4 separate regions of the Homo sapiens genome follow, and regions 1, 2 and 4 are each linked to region 3. The links are chromatin contacts, found by Hi-C or POLR2A ChIA-PET in ENCODE. All regions are on one chromosome and are shown on one strand. Each heading gives the region's core, a stretch centred on a gene start or an enhancer-like site at or near the end of the contact. The rest is flanking DNA. Distances are from core to core; before and after follow the strand shown.

The links. Hi-C counts contacts between places; a loop is a spot of excess contacts on that map. ChIA-PET counts read pairs that join two places held with the same protein, here RNA polymerase II (POLR2A). Pooled maps may share reads with other maps.
Region 1: a map of CD8-positive, alpha-beta T cell shows a loop between it and region 3 (18-fold over the local background). The contact joins the promoter of CDC6 here to the promoter of KRT10-AS1 in region 3. A Hi-C loop is called at or near these places in 2 of 168 maps with a recorded cell type or tissue (both CD8-positive, alpha-beta T cell) and 9 of 50 pooled maps. POLR2A ChIA-PET finds 5 or more read pairs at or near these places in 1 of 52 experiments (activated CD4-positive, alpha-beta T cell).
Region 2: a loop to region 3 is called in a pooled map, with 4 times the contacts of the local background. The contact joins the enhancer-like site here to the promoter of KRT10-AS1 in region 3. A Hi-C loop is called at or near these places in 1 of 168 maps with a recorded cell type or tissue (CD8-positive, alpha-beta T cell), 1 of 37 single-sample maps with no recorded cell type and 6 of 50 pooled maps. POLR2A ChIA-PET finds 5 or more read pairs at or near these places in 1 of 52 experiments (H1).
Region 4: a loop to region 3 is called in a pooled map, with 13 times the contacts of the local background. The contact joins the promoter of WIPF2 here to the promoter of KRT10-AS1 in region 3. A Hi-C loop is called at or near these places in 7 of 50 pooled maps. POLR2A ChIA-PET finds 5 or more read pairs at or near these places in 2 of 52 experiments (CD4-positive, alpha-beta T cell and activated CD4-positive, alpha-beta T cell).

What each region holds. Positions count from the first base shown.
Region 1 is chr17:40,286,388-40,290,977 of GRCh38, forward strand. It overlaps CDC6 (cell division cycle 6), which reads left to right and starts at 1,492. Exons shown (of 12, transcript NM_001254.4): 1 at 1,492-1,703; 2 at 3,021-3,211. The coding sequence starts at 3,034. RefSeq lists enhancers at 1,252-2,059, 1,828-2,007, 2,038-2,107.
Region 2 is chr17:41,339,032-41,343,648 of GRCh38, forward strand. No RefSeq gene overlaps it. Among named protein-coding and RNA genes, the nearest start is that of KRT33A, 9.5 kb to the right of the region's middle. Within about 2 kb of position 2,645, at least 4 of the 41 ENCODE cell types and tissues checked have a DNase peak (open chromatin) inside an H3K27ac peak, as active enhancers do; they include CD8-positive, alpha-beta T cell, where a contact is called at or near this core.
Region 3 is chr17:40,817,708-40,822,056 of GRCh38, forward strand. KRT10-AS1 (KRT10 antisense RNA 1) reads left to right here and starts at 1,438. Exons shown (of 3, transcript NR_160888.1): 1 at 1,438-1,501. It overlaps KRT10 (keratin 10), which reads right to left. Exons shown (of 8, transcript NM_000421.5): 1 at 4,252-4,349; 2 at 3,328-3,410; 3 at 2,804-2,960; 4 at 2,555-2,716; 5 at 2,342-2,467; 6 at 1,810-2,027; 7 at 1,080-1,454; 8 at 410-775. The coding sequence ends at 769. RefSeq lists an enhancer at 1,948-3,147.
Region 4 is chr17:40,216,333-40,221,051 of GRCh38, forward strand. WIPF2 (WAS/WASL interacting protein family member 2) reads left to right here and starts at 2,972. Exons shown (of 8, transcript NM_133264.5): 1 at 2,972-3,160. RefSeq lists enhancers at 2,313-2,362, 2,803-2,912, 2,813-3,591.

The DNA.
Region 1 (4,590 bases), core at 242-2,741, 530 kb before region 3:
AATGAGACTTGTCTCAAAAATAAAAAAAAAAAAAGCTTCCATTGTGTGGTAACTTTCTCCATTCATGGCAGCCCATTCTCTTCACTTTTGTAGTTTTCAGCTGCTAAAAAGCCTTCACGAAATGTACTCCACCATCTCTTCCTGTTTAGAACCTGAATCTGTCTAATCATCCCCCTATGATAAAGTGGTCAAGAGTTTGATTTTCTGTCAGAGTTCAGAGTTCAAATTCTAGCTCTTCCACTTACTAGTTGTGTGACCTTGGGCAAGTTTACTCAACTCCCCTCTACTGTAGTTCCCTCATTTGTAAAGTGAAATAACACCAGGTTCATGGGGGTGCTTGTGAAGATTAATAAGGTGATGTAGGTAAAATACTGAGCACAGCCCCTGGCATACACTTAAGCACTCAATATTGGCTCTCTTCATGAACTAGGTACCAATTCACTGATGATCGTAATATTGTTGCTTCCCTCTTTCTAGGCTTTATGGCTCTATTTTGTTTGTTACTGAGGGGTAAAAGATAAATGTTTACCATCACCTAGAATTGGGTTCTGGCCTCTAAAGGAACCTGAGGCTTAGATGAATTATTGGCTTTGGAAGCTGGCCTTCAAATTACTGCGCTAATTTATATTTTTCATTAAAAACTCAGCTTGCCTCTTCTATATAGCTGTCTTCCCTGGCCCTGAAACCCTAGTGTTTCGCCATAAAAGATTTTAAAATTAAGGGGTCATAATTCCCTCCCCATGATGTGTGGATTAATGGTAAGAAGATGCACAGAACATAATATTCTTAGGTTGAACGAAATAAAAGTAAAGAGTTGGCTCTGTTTCTCACCTTTGAAGCACAAATCAAGAGATACTATGATGAAGCATAGTTTTTCTTTATATAGGTGTGTAGAACTTTACCATAAAAATCACTAGTTCAGCCATCAGGAGATCTGGATCCTAGGCTCTTCACTGTCACCAAGATGCTGTGACCTCTAACCTTGTATAGAAGTTTGCTTTGTACTTTGCGAGGTTGAGCATTAGAGAGGTAAGGAAAGTGCCTAGCATCATACCTGGCGCACAGAACCCAAAACGGTAGGTATCATGTAGCAGTTCTGAAAATCTAGCCCATCAGGATGATGCAAATGGGTACTTTAGGCAGTGAGAAGGGGAACCACATCTTGACACTTCCAGTCGAAGGAAGAGTGCGACTGCGCGGCAGCAAAGACTACGCCTCCCAGCGTGCTTTGCGGCGGGCCGGCCCGCTTTACCCAGAGTCGCCCTGCCGCAATCGCGCGTCTTTCCACCGAGGCCCCGGATGTAGATTCCCTCCCCCGTTCAGTGGTCGTGGCCTCACAGCGACTCTAAGACTTGGGGCTCTCTCATTGGCTGTAACTCTTCCACTGGATTGGTAGCAAAAAAAGAGGCGGTGCCCAAGGCGAAAGGCTCTGTGACTACAGCCAATCAGAATCGAGGCCGGGCTTTGGCGGGAGGTGGGAACGCTGTGGCCATTCGGATTTGGCGCGAGCGCGGCTGGAGTTTGCTGCTGCCGCTGTGCAGTTTGTTCAGGGGCTTGTGGTGGTGAGTCCGAGAGGCTGCGTGTGAGAGACGTGAGAAGGATCCTGCACTGAGGAGGTGGAAAGAAGAGGATTGCTCGAGGAGGCCTGGGGTCTGTGAGGCAGCGGAGCTGGGTGAAGGCTGCGGGTTCCGGCGAGGCCTGAGGTGAAGTGAAGGGAAAAGAGCTGAGCTCGCTGGAGGTCTGAGGTCGGGATCAGGGAAAGGGCAGGTGCCCTCGGGGTAGTTCTAGCAGTTATGCGTGGTGTGAAGGAGGTGAAAGTTGTAGGAAGGAAATATTCTGGGGTGCGTTGAGAGCTGCCTAGAATGAGGACTGAGTGCAGGGGCGGAAAGAACTGAGGGAAGACTGAGCTGCAGTGTGAGGGCTTGGGATAGAAGAGACTAAATGTGGCGGGTGCTGGGCTGAACTGGTGATAAAGACACCCCGCGTGCCTGGAGGGAGGAAACTAGAAGTTCTATATAAATCAATTCATGTAACTTTTTTTTTTTTTTGAGACGGAGTCTCGCTCTTGTCGCCCAGGCTGTAGTGCAGTGGTGCGATCTCGGCTCACTGCAACCTCTGCCTGCCGGGTTCAAGCCATTCTCCTGCCTCAGCCTCTTCATGTAGCTGGGACTACAGGCGCCCGCCACCACGTCCGGCTAATTTTTTTTTTTTTTTTGAGACGGAGTCTCGCTCGGTCTCCCAGGCTGGAGTGCAGTGGCGCGATCTCGGCTCACTGCAAGCTCCGCCTCCCGGGTTCATGCCATTCTCCTGCCTCAGCCTCCCGAGTAGCTGGGACTACAGGCGCCCACCACCACGCCCGGCTAATTTTTTGCATTTTTAGTAGAGACGGGGTTTCACCGTGTTAGCCAGGATGGTCTCGGCCCGTCTCGGCCTCCCAAAGTGTTGGGATTACAGGCGTGAGCCACCGCGTTTGGCCGTAATTTTTGTATTTTTAGTAGAGACGGGGTTTCTCCATGTTGGTCAGGCTGGTCTCGAACTCCTGACCTCAGGTGATCCGCCCGCCTCAGCCTCCCAAAGTGCTGGGATTACAGGCGTGGGCCACCGCGCCCGGCCCATTTCAGGTAACTTGTTATTGCATCGCTCAATTGGTTAAGAACTTGGGCTCTGGCACCAGATGCCCGGGGTTACATTCCTGTTTTTCTGTGACTTTGGGCCACTGTTTATCTCAGTTTTCTCATGTGTAAAATAAAGGCTAATAATAGTACCTACTCCTAAGATCGTTGTTAAACGAGTTGGTACCTAAAGTGTTTATAACAGCGCCCTTCCACGTAGTAGGTAGACAACAAATGTCAGCTGTTCTTGCATAGATTTGGATGTGAAGCAAAAGTGAATGCTAAAATAAGTGTGATAACATAATTAGGAAATAAGTGTTAATCATCAGTATAAATAAATTCCATGTTAGTTATTTTCTCTTCACTTTCACATATTGACTAGTTGTCCTCTTATTTTTTTTAATCTAGCTGTGCTGTCGTCATGCCTCAAACCCGATCCCAGGCACAGGCTACAATCAGTTTTCCAAAAAGGAAGCTGTCTCGGGCATTGAACAAAGCTAAAAACTCCAGTGATGCCAAACTAGAACCAACAAATGTCCAAACCGTAACCTGTTCTCCTCGTGTAAAAGCCCTGCCTCTCAGCCCCAGGAAACGTCTGGGTAAACCATCCATTATATCACTTTTTCACTAGCAGCTCGTGACCTTTCTTTTCTTGGTAAGATGTGTGTCCTTTGAAGGAGCTTTCTAAGTTCAGTTAAGACTTCTTTTTTTTTTTTTTTTTTTTTTTGAGACAGAGTCTCGCTCCATCTCCCAGGCTGGAGTGCAATAGTGCGATCTTGGCTCACTGCAACCTCCGCCTCCTGGGTTCAAGCGATTCTCCTGCCTCAGCCTCCCAAGTAGCTGGGATTACAGGCGCCCACCACCAAGCCTGGCTAATTTTTTTTTTTTTTTTTTTTGGATTTTTAGTTGAGACAGGGTTTTGCCATATTGGCCAATCTGGTCTCTGAACTCCTGACCTCAGGTGATCCAACTGCCTCGGCCTCCCAAAGTGCTGGGATTATAGGCATGAGCTACCGCTCCTGGCCTAAGACTACTCTTCATTTTAGTTATTTTCAGAATGGTTGCTAAGTGCTTACCGAACTCCAGAGTTAGACACTTACTGAGGTCACTCTGAACTACTTAATAAGTCTGATCTTCAATTCCTTAATACTGAACTTAGTTCTGTCAATGTTTTAAGTTACCTTGTAGTTACATGGTATTATGAAACTTACCTCAATATTTGTGAAATTAAAAGAAACAAAAACGTGACATGATGAATATTTTCCATCCTTTAGGACAGTGATTGGTAATTCTTTCTTGTTTTGGAACATTTATTTTTAAATGGGGGGTAATTTGGTTGTTTCTGGAGACATTTTTGGTTGTTACAGCTGGGGGTTGCTACTGGCATAGTGGGTAGAGGCCAGGGATGCTGCTAGACATTACAATGCACAGGACAGCTCCTTGACAATGAAGAATTATTTGGTCCAAGATGTCAGTGGTGCCAAGGTTGAGAAAACCTGTTTCAAAATAGCCTTACAATTTCATCCTACTAAAACCCATTTGGTTTCTACTAAATGCAGTAGTCCCCACTTATCCATGGGGGATACATTCCAAGACCCCCAGTGGACGCCTGCAATCGAGGACAGTACCAAACCCTACATATACTGTGTTTTTGATTTGATAACCAAGTCAGCTACTAAGTGACTAGTGGGTGGATAGCATATACAGTGTGGATATGCTGGCTGAAGGGATGATTCATGTCTTGGGTAGGATGGTGCGGGATTTCATCATGGCACTCCACAGCATGCAATTTAAAACTTGTCAATTGTTTATTTCTGGAATTTTCCATTTAGTATTTTCAGACTGAGGGTAACTAGAACGGTGGATGAAGGGACTACTGTAGTAAGATCAGTGGTGCCATCTGGTGACCAATATTTGCTGCTAAGTGAGAAGGCATTTTATTTTGGTGGTTCTGACTAAGGTAGAAATTCACCTCTTT
Region 2 (4,617 bases), core at 1,395-3,894, 520 kb after region 3:
ATGTCAGGTAACTTTCTGGGTTTACACTTAAGCACCTCTGAGAACTGGAAAAACCCTTGGCACAAATTCAATCTTTGTGTGGGCAAACCACTTTAGTTCTTAGTTTCTGTTTACTGTTGGGCTTGGTTCAAATGTTGCATTCTGTACCCCTGTTCTTGCCACCAAAGTTCTTTCACCATGAAGTTGCACGTCTAATCCTATGAGTGTCATGGTTGTTAATCTAAGAATAACATACTGCCTTCAAAGAACAGCGTCAAGTTTGAGAAAAGGAAGAATTACTCCCTTCTCATTAGAAAAAAGACAATCATGTACCCACATGTTTCCTGCTCTTCTCAGTTGCCTAAGTGCGTCTTCTGTTGATAAACAAAAACATTTTTTGCTGCATAGTATTGCTCAAGCAACCCCTCTATGCCTCATTTCCTCATCTGCCCTAAATAGGTTATGCATTTCAGGCAGGCAGATTATTAATTATTTGTTGAGCACTTATTGTGTGCCTACTTTACGTCTGCCATAAAAGTACCACAAGGATCAGTTTAAAAAATGAGAGAATTCCTCAAAATTATTTAAACTGTCTGACTCAAGCTCTAATCTAGCAGGGACAATGGCCAGATGGAGTCCAGGGATGAAGTTTTGAGCTGGCTGCATGGGTTGTTCCAAGGCAGCAATATGCAGGTATGAGCTGTGCCAGGCACAAGAGCACCCAGCTGCAGGGTGGGATGGAGACGAGCTTATGTGCTGCTTGCCAAATCAGGCACCTACAGGCTGCATCCACCCAGAGAGAGAGCCTTTCTCTAAACCATTAATGGTGCACAGGGGTTATTGCAGACCTGGCTGAGAGGCCAAGAGCAGAAAAAGCTAGAGAGAATGGGGGCATATATCAGGAGGCATCAAAGGCCAGAATTAGGAAAAGCTAGAGAGAATAGGGGCAAATAATGCCCTGGAGGCACCCAAGGCCAGAACCAGAAAAGCTGGATCTACCATTAAATCCAAGGGGTGAACATGGGGTTAGAAATGGAGACAAAGGCAAGGTAGTGACAGAAACAGGGCCACAAAAAACGACCAAGCAAAAAAACTGACAATTCACTAAATGCCTAAGACAACTGCAATAGACATTTTGTTTTTTTCTTCTTCTCCTCCTTTCTTCCTCCCTGCCTTTCTTCCTTCCTTCCTCACTCATTCTCTCTCCTTCCCCCTCGTCCTCCTCTTCTTCTCCTTCCTCTTTCTGTTTTAGTAACAATCTCAGAGCACAAGTGTAAACCTTCAGTTAAACAGACAGCAGTGAGGCAGACATCTGCTTTTCTAAAATCCTTGACATCCAAATGTGAAACAGAGCTCACTAAAGCTCAGTTGCAAAATTCTAGATGCTCCTCTCTCCATCTCTAACCCATGGAATATTTTCCCTCTTATAGCCCCTTGAAGTGTCTATGCACTTCAGTTCATAAAATGCTGCCGTGGGGAACCAATCTAATTAAGCACTTACCAAGAAAGCATTCAAACTCTCTCATCTATGTCCTTTCCCTGCCCCCAGAGTGCACCCTTCTTAGAGGCATGTCCCTCTGTGCTGGTCATACCTGTGCATTACCATGCATGGCCTGCAGTCACTTCCCGCAGTGACCCTCCCACGTGTCCCCCTGGCTCTTTGACAATGGACCACACACCCTCTGCTCTCAGGGTCTTGGTAACCCTCATGTTTCACAGCAGCCAGCAGTCAGTCAGCCTCCACAACCAACCAAGATGAAGTCAGCATGTGCAGGTCTGAAATAATTATTAACAGGAAATACAAACACGTTAAATTTTACCCAGGCCTTTAATGATACACTTAATTGTTGGTTTCCTGTGTAGAAAATAGGCATAAGTGGAAACCAGTTCCCATAAAGTGACTAAAATTCCTATGACTTTGACACCACCAGCTCTGTGCTTTACTTTTATCTTTCCATTTGAAAATTCTGATTGTTATAATCAGCAAAAATACCACCAGTTTCATAATCATAATTAGCCATCTTCCTCCTAACACAGCACGCACACACACCTGCACTCACACACACAAGCATAGGTGCACAGACCCACACAGATGCATGCAGGCACATCTGAATTCATTTCTCTCTGATTCTCAGCCCTCGAGCTCAGATTCTTCAGTTTCTTGTCCCATCTGGCCTGTCTTCTACAACCCTCAATTTGAGAGAACCTGAAACTAGATTCTCACCTGGTTACTGAAGGACTCAAATGAGCAAAACCTTTTATTCTCAAGGCTGTGGAGACCCTGTGATGAGCAATAGGAAAGGGGTCAGAATGCAGGGCTGCTAAGGAAGTGAATAGGAACTCCATTTACTGGACACTTATGATGTATCTGGTTGGGTTGAGCATCTTTGCAACATAATCTGATTCTACCTTTATTTAAAAAAAAGTGAGGTGGTTATTAGTCTCCCATTTTCAGTTTAAGAAACCGTGGCTTAAAAAGCATAGTAACACAATGCAGGCTGAGATACAGATAGAGGTTACAAGACTGAAACCAGATTGAAAACTAAAGCAGTCACTTTCAAATGCATGATTTTTCTGAGGTTTGGTTTCTAGCCTTTCTTTTTTCACCTTTTAACCACTTTTAAAACTTTAAACACATTCACTCCCATGTGCCACACCCAAGCTTTAGCTCGTCGGGATCCCCCACAGCTTCATTTGTGCCGCTGCAGGAAGTCATCTTGTGTAGATGCCATCACATCCAGGCCGCAGCTGAGCAAGTGTTTGAATTTTTTGTAAATACATCTTTGACTGGGGAGGCTGTAAATCCTCCCTAGGCTTTACTATTGCAGGATCTGGCCAGCAATCTGCAATGCAATGGGGCTCTTTGTTCCCAGGAGGATTGGCAGGTTGAGAAAGAATAGACACACACAAGATAGTGAAAGCTGGGTCCGGGGGGTCACCGCCTTCTGGTCCTGCGATGCCACCAATGCACTGGATATAAATATAGCATTTGTTATTAAGTTTAGTGAGGGTGGGGGTAGGTTAGTGAGGGATTTCGGGTCATTTGATTATGAGGTGAGATGGTCACATGGGGATGAAGCAATTCTTTAACATAACATCTGTATGCAGAAGTACAATATACAGAGATAAGAATTTACAATATAGTATGTGCATCAGTAATTTCTAACAGAGCCTTAAAACAGAAACACAGTGTTTCCATAACCTGTGATTAGCAAGATATTAATCAGCAGTAACAGTTGCAGCAAAAGCTGGTTACAAACAATCCATAGAAACAGGACGTGAAGCTAGACAACAGGTTAGACCAGAAATTCTCAGAAGGGAGAATGCCTTAACCCTAAAGAGGCCTAGAAGAGCTGTGGCAAGATGAGGGCATTTATAGCCCTATCTTATCCATATGAACATGCACCCCTCATGCGTCCGTTTATAGGCTCTCCTCAAGGGTCGCATTCCGTTCTCAGAGCTATGAACATCTGCTTTTCTGGGATAGGAATCTTGGTGATGTGAAACATCCCTGCCTGCCCTTCCGTTCATAGACTCTGCAGGGGGAAGCACATCACACGCTGTTGGCTTATTCTGGTAGTCCAGCCTGGCATTGTCTTTACACAATCCTGCATGCAACTTTGTATTTACAATAATCAGGAGCATTTCATCTTTTATTCCATAGCAATAGTTTCAAGGGCTCCCCCTACACTTTACATTTCAGTCCTGTGCTTGTCCCTACAAGTTTAAAAAAAAAAAGTGAGAGTGAGGGAAAGCTACCTCTGCACACCTGCAGCAGGCTCAGCGAGGAGCCTGGTGGGGCCGGGGCCCACCTGCCTGGCACATAACTTCATCAAGTTGTCAGTGTGCATTTTGCAATAACAAGGGACAGATCATGTCATCCTCATATCCTTTTATAGTTGGAGCCATTCTTGGGACTTTTGGTGCCTGCTGCCAGACTCTCCTGTTTTTGATGAGAAATGTGAGCAGTTGTTGTTAGATGTCAGTGATTCTTCTTTGAAACATAAAAGAAGACATACCTGACTTGTAATTGTCATCCACTACCCTGAAACTTTAAATGTTAGTGTTCAGTAAACCTATTTTCCATTCAGCTGCCAATGCACTCCTTTTAATAAAAGTGTCAATCAAATTCATCCTTTTAACTCTCCCAAGGCTTTCCTCTTCCCTTGAAATGAAATCGGATCCTCCACAGAACTGGCGAGCCCCCATGTACCCTGGCCACTGCCCACACATACAGGCTGATTGTTCCTCCCCTACTCATCACTCCCGATGCCCTGGCCTTGCTCCCTTCTTCAAAGGCAACTGCCTTACTCCCTCCCTTCCTTGACTTTCTGTCCCTCTCTCTGGAAAGCTCTTTCCCTCTGCTCTGTTTCTTCTCTGTTTTCAGGTCTCAATGCAAATGTCACCTCTCAGGCAAGCTCTCCAAACTGAGACAATAGGAGCTCGGTTCACATCTGTCAAAAATAGGAGCAAACAGGCTGTTAGGAGGCTGAGTAGAATGTTTTACTGGGACTAGACAATATCAAACTTAGATCCCAAGAGCCCAGGAATTCGTATTCAAGGTCAAAGTGTCAACAACAAGAATACTGAGTCTTACATAGGTACCATGCTGCACCATTTATAAAGCACTTCCATACA
Region 3 (4,349 bases), core at 188-2,687:
TATATAACAATTGGGAAGAAGTAATATAGTAACTGGAAGAAAGTAAGAAAAGGCAAAGGTGAGAAGTCAGGTAATTAGAAAATATAAAATTTCCAATTATTATTATTTTGGGGGTTTTATTTGAGATATTCCAGAATTTCCAGGATTGAAATAATTTAAAGCCAGAGAGCTGGGAGCCTTCCACATATTGTGTATCTTAAAGAGTAATATTGGGGATTTACAGACTTTACTCAGTGAATTTACTGACGGTGGTCTGAACATACATGATTAAAAAACTTAGAAAAGGCATGACAATAGTTCTGTCTTCCGAATTTCTGGATACATCAACCTTCAACTGCTATGGGTTACTAATCTTTAATTTTAAAGAGTATTATGTACTTAAGTAAAGATAAATTCTGACAAATTGGGATAGTTTGCATCAGTAAGAAAGTTTATTGAAATTCATTAGTAAATGAGAACAGAAAGTTGTTTTTCTTTCCATTAAAGAACACTTTCTGGTAAAGTGAAAAGAAGAAATACAGAAACCACAAAACACCTTGTAGACACCTTATTTTCAAGGTCTATTTCCATAGACCATCAAGACAGAAGTGTTTTCTTGGAGACTTTGTTTTCCATGCATCTGTAAATAATGGTCTGTGTGAAGGGAGACTCTTTCCTCTTGATGCAGTTTAATAGTAGTGTTTCTTGGTTTCTGATTCAACCATAGATGAAAGAACTCTACCGTCGGGCGCCACCTCTTCAATAATTGTCTTGATTACTCTGGTTTTGTTAGTATCTGTGTGAATGATGGAAAAAAAATTTTAAACAGTCTGTAGGGATCCTTAGTAATTAACAAGCAAATATTGTAAAAAGAAGGAAATTTCAACTTTACATTGTTAAGCCCAAAAAAATGCTTAAGGTATGACATTTTGATCATGCCATTTTTCACGGCTGGTGTTAAGAGTAGTTTGTGAACAAATGCAAACGGAACCGTCTCTAAGATTTTTAATTTTTTAAAACAACTCTAGAGCTTAAAGCGCAAAAAAACCATCACAGGAAGTTAAAACTAATTCTGATTACCCCAGCTAGTTTCTGCTGACCTTGGTCCCTTAGATGAAGACTCGCCCACGGACCCGGAAGAGGAGGACTTGTGGCCTCCGCTGGAGCTGCCGCCGCCGTATCCGCCGCCGGAGCTGCTGCCGCCGCCGGAGCTGCCGCCCCCGTAGCCGCCGCCGCCGCCGCCGGAACTGCCACCACCGTAGCCGCCGCTGGAACTGCCGCCGTGGCCGCCGCTGGAGCTTCCGCCCCCGTAGCCGCCGCCGGAGCTTCCGCCGCCGGAGCTTCCGCCTCCGTAGCCGCCGCCGGAACTGCCGCCGTGGCCGCCGCCGTGGCCGCCGCCGGAGCTTCCGCCGCCGGAGCTTCCGCCGCCGTAGCCGCCGCCGAAACTTCCGCCGCCGCGTCCGCCGCCTCCGGAACTAAACGGGGTGAGGTCACATTCGGTTATCTCTAACGTTGGAAAACGGTGGGTAGCTTTCCAGTTGCCGTTAATTTAGAAAATAAGCAAAACGTGTTGAAAAAATAAAACCCTGCCAGGTATATATTTTAAAACCCATCCTTTGAAAACAATGTTAAGTTCACAGAACTCTTAAGAATCATTTTGGGCCAAATTCATGAGAAAGTGAGATTGCGGTTGCGTACTCCTTTTTCTGTACTCTACCCTCTCTCCTCCCTTCCTCTCATTCTCTGGCATCTTCTTGGGGTTTAGATAAGCCTTGCTATCTGGAATATTGAATAAAAGAAACTGGGATAACTTTTCATTTTAAAATTTACCTTCCCTCTCCTTCTAGCAGGCTGCGGTAGGTTTGAATTTCATTCTCCAGTCGGATCTTAATATCCAGGAGTTGTTGGTATTCAGTATTCTGGCACTCGGTTTCAGCTCGAATCTGTTGCAACTGTTCTTCCAGAGCGGATATCTGGGCCTGAATCTGTGAGAGCTGCACACAGTAGCGACCTTCTGTTTCTGCCAAGGAGGCTTCCAGGGATTGTTTCTGAAACGGATTTTTTTGTGGCTTAGTGACTTCCTTGTTCAGTTGAGTATGGTGACGCTTATTTGATTATTTAGTAAGGCATTATATAGAAGAATAAGAAAATGAACAGAATTTGTTGTATGTTTAATGGCACCATTTCAGTTTCAGCACTTTTAGATCAACACTAGTAGTACTTTTCCTCCATTAACATGAGCTTCACTTTGTTTTCTCTTTCTTACCTCCAACTCTGCATTTTTTTGTTGCATTGCATATTCTTAGGTGAGCATGAAACTTTGTATGATAAAGTTGAAGTCATTTCATGAGAGTTAACATACCAAGGCCAGTTGGGACTGTAGTTCTATCTCCAGAGCTTGTACATTACGTCTCAATTCAGTAATCTCAGATTTATAGCTGGATATCTGTTCAATGTTATTATCAATTTCTGTAGTCAGTTCCTTGCTCTAGAGTATTAAAAACAAGGAAAAGGGTGAGGAAATTCTGAAATGATAAAACCTCCATGAGTTTCACTATAAGGAAGATTACTTTACCTTTTCATTGAACCAGGCTTCAGCATCTTTGCGGTTTTGTTCAGCAAGTTGTTCATATTGGCTTCTCATGTTATTCAGAAGTTGAGTCAGATCAACACCCGGGGCAGCATTCATTTCCACATTCACATCACCAGTGGACACATTTCGAAGGTCTTTCATTTCCTGTTTGAGGAACAGAAAGATTTATTGGCTACACGAGGACCATAATGAACTCTCTTTTGGCTGGGAAAAGTATAACTTTTGTGTCACCTCCTCGTGGTTCTTCTTCAGATAGGCCAGCTCTTCAGTCAGGCTCTCAATTTGCATCTCCAGGTCAGCCTTGGTCAGGGTCAGCTCATCCAGCACCCTACGCAGGCCGTTGATGTCAGCCTCCACGCTCTGGCGCAGAGCTACCTCATTCTCATACCTGAAACAAGCATGATATCAATACTGGTTATAACTTATATAGGGGAGATGTATCTGGGCAGAGACTATTTAAAAAGCAGCTACATAGTTGATCTCATGTAATGGCAATATTTGTCATGTACAGTTCTCTTAGAAGTAATAGTGGTTTAATGGAAAAAACCTTAGCAGTTACTTTAAAATGCATTTTCTTCCTTTAATATTGCCAAAAAGGTAACACTGACATGGAAAATTTCTCAGATAACTCCAATACTATTTAACTTTGGGTGAATTCAGAAAAATGTAAATGTTATTGAGGGCATCCCAAGTCATTGTTAAAAACCACTGATGTATTCGTTGTGATAGTATTATACAACGATCACTTAACTTACTTCAGCCTGAAGTCATCAGCTGCCAGCCTGGCATTGTCGATCTGAAGCAGGATGTTGGCATTATCAGTTGTTAGGTTGAGAATCTGGAGGGAGAGGCACAGTTATTTGAGAAGAGGTCAGATGCAGATATGGCTTTTGTAGTGACATAGATGCACTCTGCACTTTTATGTTGTTCTCTTACAAAATCTTGGGAAAATTTTTTATTTTAAATATGAAATATTGCAGGCTTACCCATATACTTAACTTTGAATTATTTGTTCTCTTGGAATTTCTCCAGTCTTGTATTTCTGTACACGAATTATTCCTTTCTGAAAACTAACTGGAATTATATAGATGTATTCCTGTAAGTGTGCCCTCCTCTTTTAGACTATGTGATTTCCATGTATTTCAGCCATGCTTTGGCTGACTCACACCTGCATTTGTTTAACTCATGATAAATACTAATAAATAAATACACTCTGAACTGGTACACAATAGGTACAATTCAGAAATTCCTTAGAGGCAAGCAGTGTCCCATTTTCATACTGGAAAATTTATTTTTCTTGCCATGTTGGTACTGAATATGGCTTGTTATCAGTCTGAATAACATTTTGTTCTGATTCATATCATGATTTTTTTTTTCAGTTTCTACATTTGTAAATAGCCTAGCATATTTTAACTGTGGACTCATTGTATGCTCATTAAAACCTCAAAAGTGCTTAGTAAATCTCCCATCCTCTTAAGACAAGTAGCACACTTGCTGGATGAAGATTGCCATGACCATAGTTTCACAGATGTTTATCTTTGATGAGACTGGGTTATTTTTGAAGGAAGAAAGTAACATGGGTAAGCATAGTGAACAGCCACATTGTGCTTAATTTAAGATTCATCTGTCTGGATTACATGGACAAGATACTTAAAGCTGGATTTAAAAATACCTCTTACCTGATTTTTAAGGTCATCGATGGTTTTGTAGTATTTGCTGTAGTCACGAGGCTCCCCCTGATGTGAGTTGCCATGCTTTTCATACCACTCCTTGATTT
Region 4 (4,719 bases), core at 1,722-4,221, 600 kb before region 3:
CAGGAGATGGAGGTTGCATTGAGCTGAGATCACACCACTGCACTCCAGCCTGAGCAATAGAGTGAGACTCATTTTCAAAAAATAGAAAAAATAAAAAGACTGCAGGCCAGGCGCAGTGGCTCATACCTGTAATCCCAGCACTTCAGGAGGCCGAGGCGGGCGGATCATGAGGTCAGGAGATCGAGCCCATCCTGGGTAACATGGTGAAACCTCGTCTTTACTAAAACTACAAAAAAAAAAAAAAAATTAGCCAGGCATGGTGGCAGGTGCCTGTAGTCCCAGCTACTCGGGAGGCTGAGGCAGGAGAATGGTGTGAACCCAGGAGGCGGAGCTTGCAGTGAGCCGAGATTGCGCCACTGCACTCTAGCCTGTGCGTCAGAGCGAGACTCTGTCTCCAAAAAAAAAAAAAAAAAAGACTGCAGTGAGCCATTACTGTGCCACTGCACTGCAGCATGTCTTTAAAAGACCCTGTCTCTTAAAAAAAAAAAAAAGTGCGTTCAGTTATTGGAATGTGCCATGATTCTTCTTGCTTTGCCCAAACTCTCCCTACAATGCTTTTCCTTCACTTCTTCCCTGGTCAATTCCTACCTGTCCCTCAAGTCTCACTTAGAATATGGGTATGGCCTCACTTAGTTACTTTCTTTTTTCTTCCTTTAGACAGGGTTTCACTCTATTGCTCGGGCTGGAGTGCAGTGGCCAATCATGGCTCAGCCCAGCCTTGATCTCCTGGGCTTAAGTGATCCTCCCATATCAGCCTCCCAAGTAGCTGGAACCACAGGCTCACACCACCGTGTCCAGCTAATTTTTTTTTTTTTTTTTGAGACAGAGTCTCACTCTCGTTGCCCAGGCTAGAGTGCAATGGAGTGATCTCAGCTCACCGCTACCTCCGCCTCCTGGGTTCAAGCGATTCTCCTGCCTCAGCATCCCAAGTAGCTGGGATTACAGGCATGTGCCAACACACCTGGCTAATTTTGTATTTGTAGTAGAGACGGGGTTTCACCATGTTGGTCAGGTTGGTCTCGAACTCCCCACCTCAGGTGATCTGCCCGCCTTGGCCTCCCAAAGTGCTGGGATTACGGGCGTGAGCCACCGTGCCCGGTTATATCCGGGTAATTTTTGTAGTAACAAGATTTCACCATGTTTCCCAGGCTGGTCTTGAACTTCTGGGCTCAAGCGATCCCCCCTGTCAGCCTCCCAAAGTGCTGGGATTACAGGCATGAGCCACTGCACTTGGGCCATTTACCTTTTTCATGAAGCCTATATCACTATTTCCCCAAGTCTGGGTGAGATGTCCCTATATTCATCCCAGCGGCTGCCCTTATCACAGAGTGTGTGATAGAGCATGGGGCTTTACATTAGCTACAGTGGGCAGTGAATGCCCTCTGAGGACGAAGCATTTGCAGTAAGGCTTGAAAAATGAGGAAGAGGCGGAGGATAGCCAGTACACAGTCCCTGAGGTGGGAACTGCTGAATGGGGTACATTGCAGTGATAGAAATCAGGTCCTCATAATGTAGAGTGAGTGAGGAGGGGACAGGCAGGGGATGAGGTTGAAGAGTTGGGAGGCTCTGGTAAGGTGTTTGGACCCACCATCTCCCTGGCTCCATCGCCCCACGTATGGCCATGCAGGATGTAGACAGCTGAAAATCTTTACCTCGTGTCCTTGATCCCTATGCCTGCTGTGTTCCCTGCCTTCTCTGATTAATAATAAAATTCCATTCATCCTTCAAGGCCCAGCTCCAAACCATTTAGGAAACCTCCTTCCATTCTTTAGCAGGAATTAATTGCTCCCTTGTCTGACGTCCCACAGCACTAATCACACGCTGACTTGTATCTCAGCTAGCTGTTTATGCCAGTCTGCCCACCAACGTAGTGAGTTCCCTGAGGGCAGAGGCTCTGTCTTAGTCACCTCTGTAGCCATCTCCTGGTGTTTAGCAGGTACTCAATGTGACATTTACTTGACTAGTGGGTGGTGCCTAGTACTACTCATGGCAGAATAGAAGGAAAACAAAAATAATAACAACTTATGCTCTATCACGTTTTCCCATTCATTAACTGATTTCAGCTTTGCAACAACTCTATGAGACAGACGGGACAGGCACTATTAGACCCATTTTACAGATAGGGTAGCTAAGGCCCAATGGCACACAGCTTGTAAGTAATGGGGACTAAGTCCCAATCTTGCCCCCTTACTTCGGATTCTGTGCTGGGAATGGAATTAAACCAAGAGTATTTTGAAGCTATAATGGAAAGCGCTTTTCTGGGTGGACTAGGGAGAGATACTTAGTCAGCTGTCAGGGTTTAACAGCAGCTCCATCAAAGAGGGCACAGGATTTCTCTCTCTGGCCCAAGCAGCTGGAGGGGTCCACAGCACCATCCTATAGCCCTGGAAGCTGGAGGAAACCCCAGCCCGAGAAAGAAGAGACGGTGTTCGAGTCAGGTGGGTAAGATGACGTAAATGATGACTTGTGAGCAGTGGCCTGCCTCTGTTGCCATGACAACCGGAGCTTGACTACTTGGCCTTTGCAAGGTTGGCCGAGGCGGGTTCTTCGTTAACTCGAGATTAAGGAAGGATATTTAGGGGGGAGGGTGTGTGTGTGTGCGGCGGATTAAAGACGAAAGGAGTATATTCAACAATGACTGTTTAGCTCAGTGGTTCTCCACCTTGGCAACACGTTAGAATCACCTGCAACAATTTCCTGATGCCTAGGCTGCACCCCAGAATTAAATTATAATTTCCAGGGGTGGGAACCAGGCATCATAGTATTTAAATCTTGCCAGGTGATTCCAATTGCAGCTAAAGTTGCAAACCCAGCTTTTAGCTGGTAAGCGGAATTCCTGTGACCTTCCTAAGATGGCGTCCACTCAACCGCTTCCGCCTTTACGTGGGCCGGCAGGGGGCGGGCTTCCCAGGGGCGCATGCGTCTCGCATCTCTCCGCTCCCTGCTCTCTCCTCCTTTTTCCCCCGCCTCCATTTTGTTCGCGGACGCTGGGGACGGTGGGAGCAGATCCATTTCCGGGTTGGCAAAAGGGGCGGTGGCGGCGGCGGCGGCGGCGGCGGCGGCGGCGACGGCGAGAAAGAGCTTGCCGGGGGGCGAGCAGGACAGGACGAAGCCGGAGTGTAGGCGGCAGAGGATTCGCTCCCAGAGCAGCTGCGGCCAGGTCGGAAAGAGGCCGGGGCGGCTGGGTCAGTCGCTGAAATGACCTGCGGACCTGAGTGGGAGGGAAAGTCGCGGGGAGGGGGGCTCGGGGCGGGGCTTGAGAAGAGAGGGGGGCATTAGAGGAGGGGCCGGAGGGGGAGAGGGGTCTTGCGGGTGGGGCCTGAGGGGCGGGGGGCCGGGGGACTGTATCGGAAGAACCTGGAGGAGAGAGGGCGTGGGGAATCTGGGGAGGAGTGGTCGAATATTGGTATGGGGCGAGCGGGGACTGGAAAAATGGGGAGGAACGTTTTTGAGAGACAGGCAATAAGGGCTCCTGAAGGGTTGGGTGAGTTAAGGCGGCAACTCTGTGAGGAACGAGGTAATCGTGCGCAAAAAGGGAGACGGGAACGGAGGACCTGTTGGGAACGGCTAATTAGCAGGATGCTGTGGGTGAGGAGTCCAGTGTGACATTTTGGGGATTGAGTTAGGTGAAAGCTAGTGTTTGGGAAGATGGCTCGGGAAACTGCTTACACTAGAGGGAATCTTGAGAGCGTTCTTTGAAAAGGAATCAGAATTTAGTTAAAGGTTGGATTGAGAATGTTAAGATGCGCATTGGAACGTCTGGAGTTGAGGGTTCATGTTGAAGTGGTGTGAAGTGAGGGAAGATGGAATTTTTTTTTTTTTGTTTTAAAGGTGGGGTCTGGCTATGTTGCTCAGACTAGTCTTGAACTCCTGGGCTCAAGCGATCTTCCCACCTTGGACTCCCAGAGTGCTGGGATTACAGGTGTGAGCCACTGCACCCGGCCAAGATGGAAATGTTAAAGTGTTCAGCATGGCAGTGTGTATGGTCGAGTTTTTTATCAGGAAGGAAAGTTCTTAAAAATAGCATTGAGGCAAGGAACTGATATGTGATGGAATTCTTTTTTCTTTTTTTTTCTTTTAAGAGACGTGGTCTCACTCTGTCGCCCGGGCTGGAGTGCAGTGGCATGATCATGGCTCCTTAAAGCCTCGACCTCCCGGGCTGAAGTGGTCCTTCCACCTAAGCCCCGCCAATAGCTGGGACCACAGGTGTGACCACTACTCCCGCCTAACGTGTGTGTGTGTATATATATATATATATATATATATATATATATATATATATATATGTATATATATATATTTTTTTGTTGTTGTTGTTGGAGACAGAGTCTTGCCCTGTTGTCCAGGCTAGTCTGGAATTCCTGGGCTCAAGTGATCCTCCTGTCTCGGCCTCCGCAAGTGCTGGGATTACAGGGATGAGCCACTGTGCCTGGCCCAGAATTCGTTTTTTTTTTTTTTTTGAGATGGAGTCTCGCTCAGTGGCCTAGGCTGGAGTGTAGCGGTGCGATCTCGGCTCACTGCAAGCTCCGCCTCCCGGGTTCACGCCCATTCTTCTGCCTCAGCCTCCCGAGTAGCTGGGACTATAGGTGCCCACCACCACACCTGGCTAATTTTTTTTTGAATTTTTAGTAGAGACGGGGTTTCACTGTGTTAGCCAGGATGGATGGTCTGGATCTCCTGACCTCGTGATCCGCCCGCCTCTGCCTCCCAGAGTTCTGG